Regions from separate parts of the Homo sapiens genome. Here region 2 is linked to region 1. The links are chromatin contacts, found by Hi-C or POLR2A ChIA-PET in ENCODE. All regions are on one chromosome and are shown on one strand. The core of a region is the stretch at or near the end of the contact, and the rest is flanking DNA. Distances in the headings are between cores, read along the strand shown.

What was found. Hi-C counts contacts between places; a loop is a spot of excess contacts on that map. ChIA-PET counts read pairs that join two places held with the same protein, here RNA polymerase II (POLR2A). Pooled maps may share reads with other maps.
Region 2: a pooled map shows a loop between it and region 1 (2.6-fold over the local background). The contact joins two enhancer-like sites. A Hi-C loop is called at or near these places in 3 of 168 maps with a recorded cell type or tissue (Panc1, naive thymus-derived CD4-positive, alpha-beta T cell and natural killer cell), 3 of 37 single-sample maps with no recorded cell type and 10 of 50 pooled maps. POLR2A ChIA-PET finds 5 or more read pairs at or near these places in 2 of 52 experiments (activated T-cell and naive thymus-derived CD4-positive, alpha-beta T cell).

The regions. Positions count from the first base shown.
Region 1 is chr1:67,212,301-67,216,853 of GRCh38, reverse strand. All of the region lies in intron 6 of IL23R (interleukin 23 receptor), which reads right to left. Among named protein-coding and RNA genes, the nearest start is that of IL23R, 48 kb to the right of the region's middle. RefSeq lists an enhancer at 1,350-1,489. Within about 2 kb of position 2,298, at least 2 of the 41 ENCODE cell types and tissues checked have a DNase peak (open chromatin) inside an H3K27ac peak, as active enhancers do.
Region 2 is chr1:67,262,935-67,267,698 of GRCh38, reverse strand. It overlaps a transcript of IL23R not described here and the pseudogene RNU4ATAC4P. Among named protein-coding and RNA genes, the nearest start is that of IL12RB2, 43 kb to the left of the region's middle. RefSeq lists an enhancer at 2,544-2,643. Within about 2 kb of position 2,723, at least 4 of the 41 ENCODE cell types and tissues checked have a DNase peak (open chromatin) inside an H3K27ac peak, as active enhancers do.

The DNA of each region.
Region 1 (4,553 bases), core at 1,049-3,548:
TTCTGTCTTATACCAACCTTCAGACTTGGAAATGCCGAAGCCAAGGATTTGTCTTTGCTATCTGTATGCTGTTCTATCAGCCCTTTCAAGAAAAGAATAAATACTTGGTTTTGTGCAGCCTAAGTTAAGAATGGTTTTCTCACTTTTAAATGGTTGAAAGAAATTTTTTTTAAAAAAAGACTATTTCATGATGTATGGAAATTATGTGAAATTCAAATTTCAGTGTCCAAAAATGAAATTTTAATTGGAACAGACTATGCCCATTCATTTACATAATTGTCTGTGACTGCTTTCACGCTACAAACACAGAGTTGAGTAGTTGAGACAGAAATCTTATGTTCTGCAAAGCCTAAAATGTTTACCATTTGGCCCTTGAATAAAAAGTTTGCTGAGACCCTGGTGTAGCTTAATTAGAGAAATGAGTCACCAATAATCCACTTACTTGAACACATAGCTGAGATTTCCCTGCCTCTGTCACTAAAGTTGGACACCATTAGACAAATAATAATAATAATAGTAATAGCTAATGTTTCAAAATATTATCCACATGAACTTGACATTATAAAAATCAATGGAGATGCAAAAAATGATCATGGCACATCTCTGCCTTCCATGAGTTCACAGTTAAAGAGTAGAGAAATAGAAGTGTAAACAGGCAAGTATATACAATGTGGCAAATGCCCTGAAACAGAGTATACGGAAGTAGGTGTGGATTGCCGTTCGCAACTGGGAGCTCAATTTTTGACATGAATTTGAGGGGCCTAGGAGACAGCCCATAAAGATACAAACAAATAGTTAGAAATATAGGTCTGACTTTCATGAGAGTTGGGAGGGCTCCAGTTTCTAGCCTACATACAGGTGTAGCTGAGGCCTTGGGAATAGGTGAAAGGAGTAAGAAAGAGAGGAGACAGTGAGATGGTAGGTATGAAGGGAATGTCAATGTTTAGGGAATTGGCAGAAAAAATAATTTACAAAGGAAAGGGCATCCAGAAATATTGATAGAAGACTAACACATTCTTGAAATGGGAAAACCAAGAGGAGAGACATTTTCAGGACAAGGTGGTCAACAGTGTCAAATGCTAGAGTAGGATGAAGACTGCCAAGGTTCTTGGTCTTTATTGTTTGGAAAGATGCTACCATCTTCCTCTCCTCACACGAACTGGTTCCAGCAGCAGGTGGAGAGCCTTGATGACATTTTGAGGTGGATTGCAATAATGCCCAGGTAATTTCCCAGCCCCATATCCTGGCCCTTTACCATGTAGCTTTGAACGTTCTCCCATTCTGGCTCTGGTTTGTCCATGTAGCTTGCTTTGAGCCAACAGACATTGGTAAGCCTGATATAAGCAGAGGATTGAAAGACACTGGAAAGATTGGGCCTTAGGTACTCTTGCCCTCTGCCATCACCATAAGGACATGCCCAGGCTAGCCTGTTGATGGCAGAAAGAGGACCAGGAGACATGTAGAGGAGAGCTCATGCAAAGACATAGGAGTGAGCCAGCTGAGCTGCAAACACATGCCCAATTCCAGCAAAGCTCACCTTAGACCAGCTGGACCCCACTGACATTGAGAAATAAATGTTTATTGTTATATGTCCCTTCAGCTTTTGTGGCAGTTTGTTACACATTATTGTGTAGCAGGACGAGCCGCAGACAAAACCTCTCAGACACCGAGTTATAGAAGGAAGGGCTTTATTCAGCTGGGAGCATCGGCAATCTACCGCCTTAAAATCCGAGCTCCCCGAATGCACAATTTCTGTCCTTTTAAAGGGCTCACAACACTACAGATTTCACATGAAAGGGTCGTGATTGATTTGAGCAAGCAGGCGGTACGTGACAGAGGCTGCATGCACCAGTGGTCAGAGAGAAACAAAACAGGGCAGGGAGTTTCACAATGTTCTTCTATACAATGTCTGGAATCTATGAATAACATCGCTTTCTAAGTTATGAGTTGATTTTTAACTACTGGGTTTTGGCCAGGCAGGCCCAGTCCTGGTTTCGGGCCTGGTGCTGGGTTGCCTGTCTTTGCTTTTACTTCCTTGTTGTTTTTTCTTAAAACAGGTACTGAGTATAAAAAAATATAAAACAATATGAGAGGGTCTCTCTCTTCCCTCAATCGTAGCAGTAGATAGCCGATATACCAATCCCTCTTATTTCATGTAAATAGGAGTATGTAATAGACTAGAAAAATGTTTAGAAAATAGAAAGGAATTATATTACCAGTGTCTCTGAATAAGTTTTCAGAAACCAACTGTTTTCTGGTTGAAACTCTCATTCTCTGCTCCCCCTGGTGGTGCTACATAGGCCATCTTGGTAACAGGTACATTTGAGCTCACTTTTCAAAACCTTCTCTTTGTCAGAAGTGGCAAATGGAACTGAAAGAATATTTGTTATCTCATATGGTCTTCATAACAATCCTTTGTGACAGGTAGTATTAGCTCCATTATATAAATAGGGAAACAGAGTTTGAAAGAGGTCAAGCCAGATTTTTTTGAACTTATACCATCAGTAACTGAGTGCCTCTCACAGACTCTACATCACTTTAAAGACCACATAAATATTTAGAAAATGAAAAGACAGGTCTCAAACCAACTTTGAAAAGCTAGTTATATTTTGTAATCAAGATTACATAGTAGGTGGTTTTTCTCTGAGATGTTTATTTTCTTTCTTTTTATAGAGATGGGGGTCTCACTGTATTGCCCCGGCTGCAGTGCAGTGGCTATCCCTGGTGGGATCATAGTGCATTACAGCCTCAAAACCCTGGCTCAAGTGATCTTCCTGCCTCAGTCTCTCAGGTAGCTGAATATAGGCTTGTATCACCCCTCCCAGCTGAGATTTATTTTCTTCTTGCTATCTCTGAGCCTTTACTAAAATCTGTATATATTCCAACCTGGTCTAAGCTAGACTTCTAGGGAATTCAGAAGGGAGAGAGGTAAATGAGGTGGGAGCAAGATGTTTGTAAATGTTCTCCCAGAGGCAGCTGTGTCTCCAGAGACAAAATCTGAAGCTTTGACCTGGAACCATCTTTCAAGAGATAACTAGAGTCATGTGTCACTTAACGACAGGGATACATTCTGAGAAATGCATCATTAAGCGATTTCATCATTGTACGAACATCATAGATTGTAATTACACAAACCTGGGTGGTATAGCCTACTACACACCTAGGCTATATGGTATAGCCTGTTGCTTCTAGGCTACAAACCTATAAAGCATGTTACTGTACTGAATCCTGCAGGCAATTGTAATATAAATCACTAGGTGACAGAAATTTTTCAGCTGCATGATAAGTTTATGGGACCACCATCATATATGCCATCCATCATTGCCTGAAACATGGACTGCTGCGTGGCACATATTCTCCTTGCCTCGTCAGCCTAATTCCCTTAGATACTTCACAGTCTGTATGTACCTTAGCTAAAGGGGCTGAAAAGCACCCTCAATACTGTGACTTTCAGTTGGATTCCTTTGCTCTACTATCCCTGCTGCATGGCTCCCCTAGAGGCTAGAGAGTAACATTACTAGCTAGCATTTAGTGAACAATTACACTATTCCAGGCTTGTAGCTAACTTCTTACATCATTGGATCCCCTTTCCCACAACAAACACATGATATAAGGGCTTATCTTATCCCCATGTTATGTATGGGAATAACGAGGCACAGAGAAGATAAGAAACATGCTCAAGATTGCATGACTAGGCCGGGCGCAGTGGCTCGCACCTGTAATCTCAGCATTTTGGGAGGCCGAGATGGGCAGATCACTTGGGATCAGCCTGGCCAACGTGGTGAAACCCCATCTCTACTAAAAATACAAAAAGAAGCCAGACGTGGTGCCCGATGCCTGTAATCCCAGCTACTAGGGAGGCTGAGTCAGGAGAATCGCTTGAACCCGGGAAGCAGAGGTTGCAGTGAGCCAAGATCACGCCACTGCACTCCAGCCTGGGCAACACAGTGAGACTCTGTCTAAAAAGAAAAAAAAAGAAAAAGAAAGATTGCATGACTTAGCCAGGAGCAGTGGCTCGTGCCTGTAATACCAGCACTTTGGGAGGCTGAGGCGGGATGGTTGCTTGAGCTCAGCAGTTAGAGACCTTGACACTAGCCTGGGCAACATGACACAACCCTGTCTCTACAGAAAAATTTTTAAAATTTAGCTGGGCATGGTGGCACTCTCCTGTGGTCAGCTACTTGGGAGACTGAGGCAGGAGGATTGCTTGAGTCCAGGAGGTCAAGGCTGCAGTGAGCTGAGATTGCGCCACTGCGCTCCAGCCTGGGCAGTAGAGCAAGACCCTGTCTCAAAAGGAAAAAAAAAAAAAAGATTGCATGACTAGAAAGTAGCAGAGCCAGGCTTTGAACTCTAGAGCCTGTGCTCTTGGCCACAAGGCTTTCCTGTCGCTTTGAAGTAAACCCCCCACCTCCAGCAATATCTAATGGAGGCAATGCCACCACGGAGCTAAAGTGGTAGAAGAGACCTGTAATCTTTGGTATCCTCCCACTCCTCTTGACTCTGACTTTCCTGTCTTCCTACAGACATGCAGAGACAACACTTCATGCATGACC
Region 2 (4,764 bases), core at 1,474-3,973, 50 kb before region 1:
GTCTAATGAGTGCATAATGAGGGCAGTATTGCTAACGCCTATACAATGCACCTGCATCAACTAGAACTTTGCTTTACCTTGGTACAATTTTTGGAAAAATGAAAAACCTCTTTTCCATGAAATTGAAAAAAAATGTTTTTGAAAAGGAAGAAAAAAAAGAAATACCTGAGGCTGGGTAATTTATAAAGAAAGGAGGTTTAATTGGCTCACAGTTCTGCAGGCTATACATGAAGCATGGCACTGGTAGCTGCTTTGCTTCTGGTGAAGCTTTGGGCTGCTTACAATCATGGTGGACGGTGAAGCAGGAGCAGGCATCTCACACAGGGAGAGCAGAAGCAAGAGAGAGAGAAGGGAAAGGTGCTACACACTTTTAAACAACCAGCTCTCTTGAGAACTCACTTACTACAAAAGAGATGGTGCTAAGTCATTCCTGAGAGATCTGCCCCTGTGATCCAGTCACCTGTCACCAGGCCCAACCTCCATCCAATACTGAGGATTACAATTCAATATAAGATTAGATGGGGACAACGTTCAGACTATATTACACCACTACATGTTCTAGCGTAAATACATATTTTACTAATGTTAAATCAAATGTATAATAGATCATTGGTTTGGACTGAGCTCCTGTACTAGGCCCAACAGACAAAACCAAACTGGAGTCAGTCATGCTGAAGTTCCACACTAACCTGCTGAAACTAAGATCTTTATCTGACCTTTCAACAAATCAGGACACAGAGATAACAGCCAAATCCCTAAACAGGCCAGTTTTCGCCAGCGTGATAAGAAAGTTCCTTAAATCAACCTCCTCTGCTCAGCTCATCAGAACACTCACTCTGTTTTATAGTATGAGGTGTTGTCCGATTCTAGAATTGCAAATAAAAGACAATTAAAATTTTTTAAAAATATTTTTAAAATTCTTTATTCTTTTTAATAGTGATAGGGTCTCACTATATTGCCCAGGCTGGCCTTGAATTCCCAAGCTCAAGCAATCCTCCCACCTCAGCCTCCCAAAGTTTTGGGATTACAGGCATGAGCCAAAGCACCTGACCTCAATTAAGATCTTTTTTTTTTTTTGAGATGGAGTCTCGCTCTGTTGCCCAGGCTGGAGTGCAATGGTGCAATTTTGGCCTACTGCAACCTCCGCCTCCTAGGTTCAAGCAATTCTCTTGTCTCAGCCTCCTGAGTAGCTGGGATTACAGGCACGTGCCACCATTCCCAGCTAATTTTTGTATTTTTAGTAGAGAAGGGGTTTCAGCATGTTGGCCAGGCTGGTCTCGAACTCCTGACCTCAGGTGATCCACCTACCTTGGCCTCCCAAAGTGCTGGAATTACAGGCTTGAGCCACAGCACCCGGCCCCACATAAGATCTTTGAACTAAATTTGTTGTGATTTTGTCTTTTGACACTAAACATGATACCCAGTCTAGAAGTCATAAAGAAAAATGGCAACAGATTGACTGCATACAATTTTAAAACTTTTGTTTGGCAAAAGAAAACATGAAGATAAAAAAATAACACACAGGCTGGGAAAACGTATTTAGAACATATATAACAGAAAAGATTTATATTAAGCACTCCTGCAAATGACTAAGACTATAACCAACAACTCAGTAGAAAAATGACCAAATAATATAACAAAGGTGAACCAAAAAATAAGAAATACAAAAAAGCAATAAACAAATAAAATATTCAACCTCATCTTCTAAAAAAATGCAAACAAGATACCCATCAGGTTGGCAAACATTTTACGTACTAATAATATTGGCAAACTCTTTTTAGAGAAATAATTGGTAATACTTACCAAAATCTAATTTTTTTTTTTTGAGACAGGGTCTTGGTATGTTGTGAAGCTGGTGTTGGACTCCTGGGCTCAAGCAGTCCTCCTACTTCAGCTTCCCAAGTAGCTGGGATCACAGGAGCACACCACCACACCTGGCTGCAAAATGTAAATGATTTTATCTTCCTTTCTGTCTCTTGGCCCAGCAATTCCACATTTAGGTATCTGTCCCTGACAACCTAACACACAAAATTCTTATATGTGTATAAACATATGTACAAGAGGAATTATTAAAGGAATAGGTGTACTAGTGAAAAATTGGAAATAACCTAAATGTTCATTAATAGATTAGGTTAATATATTATTGAAATTTATTCTATAGATTATTAGGGCAATTGTTTAAAAGAATAAGGTAAAGCTACATATAATGACATGTGAAGATTTCTGAGACATATTGTTAGGTTAAAAATAGCATGTCATAGGACAATATCATATTTTATCATTTAAATAAAAATACTAGGAAAAACCTCATAATTTGCTGAGAGTCATTACCTTTGATGATGGGGTAGGAGTGGGAAAAAAAGGAGTGAATAGCAACTGTCACTTTTCACTCCATTTACACTGGTATTCCTTTGATTTTTAAAAAGTGTGTTTTCATGAATTACTGTGTAGTTCAGAAATAAAAATGCATTCCCTTTATTTTACTGTTGCATTCTTTCTCTCTTGCTCTCCTCTAATACAATTCTCAGACAGGATGTGAACAGAAAGAAAACAGTAACGTTTATTGACTTCCGTACCTCACACTTGTGTTCCAGTGTTTGGCTATTTATGATTTCCTTCCTGTGCTCTGACAGTCTCTAATTTTAGGTATGCCTTTATGGTTAGAAACAGCATTTTGTTTTGCTTGAATTTTTAAACCAACAATCTCAGGAAAGAGTTATGCTTCTGTAACACTGTTGTTTAGGGTTCCCCCCCAACCCCGTCTCATAAAAGTAGCCCAGAATACTTTTACTACCCCAGACAAAAATGGACCATTTAAGAATAAGTTCCTAATCTGTTGCTAAATGCTAATTATGAGAATTAGATAATAACTTGTATTCCTGAAAATAATCATAATGGGAATGCATCTTCAGGAAATTGATGGGAATTCTGGATCTAAAAGGTGCAGTGTGGTTATCTTAAGTTGAAAAGTGAAATTAGCAAAATGGCTAAGAAAGCCTTAACATAAAACATTAATTGGGGTTTAATGATGTAATCTTAGCAGTAGGAAAGACACATAATAACATTCTGTCAAACCTTTGTTAGACTTTCTTGTAATTTTGTCTTAACTACAGCATCGAAGAAAGTTGTGTACAATTCATTTTATGAATCAGAACCCAATTATGTTATATTGTTTTCATTCTTTTACCCAAGAGAGATTCATAAGTTGTTTTTAATCACTTCTTTTATTTTAAACCAATAGTGTCTGCCAAATGGGTAATATTTCCCATTAAAACATTATCTTCTATAATTGGTATAATTGCTTCATAAAGAGATAAACCACAGCATAATTCCAGAGTCTTTGGGTTTATAAAATCTAATTATGTTCACAACACAGTATTTTATTCTTAGTGATCTTAAAAAGAACATAAACTTGAACAAAGCCCAGACATTTATGGTAAAGTAATTGGGAGAAGCAAGTTAATTATTGTGAATAGAACTGCCTCTATTAGCAGCCTCTGAGAGAAAGCCCTTTTTGCAGTCATTAATCTCAGTATAGGAAGGTTTGGTTTTGGTCCCCTGAGCCTGCGTTGATAGCCTGTGGCTAAAGTGCAGAGTAAGGTTCAGTTCTAAAGCACAGGCTTCTCAAGGTTGGTCCAGCATCCCAGTCTCCTAAGTATAGAAGAGCACAGCTCCTAGCCTCAGCTTTTCATGTTGCTTCAGAGGCAAGGGCGGAGAAGAGAGAGGGAGAAGCAGAGGGCACAGGTATGACCTCCAAGGTCTGTTTCAACAGGAGATTTGCTTTCATCCGTTTTACATTTAAGGATTCTACAACAGATTGCTTTTTTTTTTTTTTGCGATGGAGTCTCGCTCTGTTGCCTAGGCTGGAGTGCAGTGGCACAATCTTGGCTCACTGCAACCTCCACCTCCTGGGTTAGGCACCGCCATGCCCAGATAAGTTTTGTATTTTTAGTCGAGATTGGGTTGCATCATGTTGGCCAGGCTGGTCTCAAACTCCAGACCTCAAGTGATCTGCCCACCTCAGCCTCCCAAAGTGTTGAAATTACAGGCGTGAGCCACTGTGCCTAGCCAACAGATTGCATTTGGAGAAAGAGAATCAATTGCTAAAATTAATTTTTGAAAACTTTTGCTCAATGCCATAGTCATGTGCTGTCTCTATGTCAAAGGGAGAATGACTAAATATAAGAATTAGCCACTCAAGGGAACACACTGGAAGGCCAAACAGCAACCCACATTACCTGAAAACCACACCTTAAAAACTCATAAGCCTCTCTTCAATACTATTTATAACTAAAAAGAAATCCTAATTTTAGTCTGGGTGCAGTGGTTCATGCCTATAATTCCCAGTACTTTGAGAGGCCAAGGTGGAAGGATTGCTTGAGCCCAGGAGTTTGAGTCCAGGCCTGGGCAAAATGATGAGACTCTGTCTCTACAAAAAATTTAAAATATAGCTGGGTATGGTGATGTGCACTTGCTACTCAGGAGGCTGGGATAGGGGAATTGCTTGGGCCTGGGAGGTTGAGGCTGTGGTGAGCTGTGATTGTGCACCAGCCTGGGTGACCTGTTAAAAAAAAAAAAAAAAAAAAGGAAAGAAATTCCAATTAAACACACACACGCACACACACGTACACACCTGCACACGTACCAAGCAAACATCCCTAAACTGTACTTGACTTGCACCTCCTCCTTGGTTTTTATGTAAGAAAAGGGAGGGAGAGGGAGAGAAAGATACTAGAGCAGGAGGAAACGATATTCCTTAGTCAG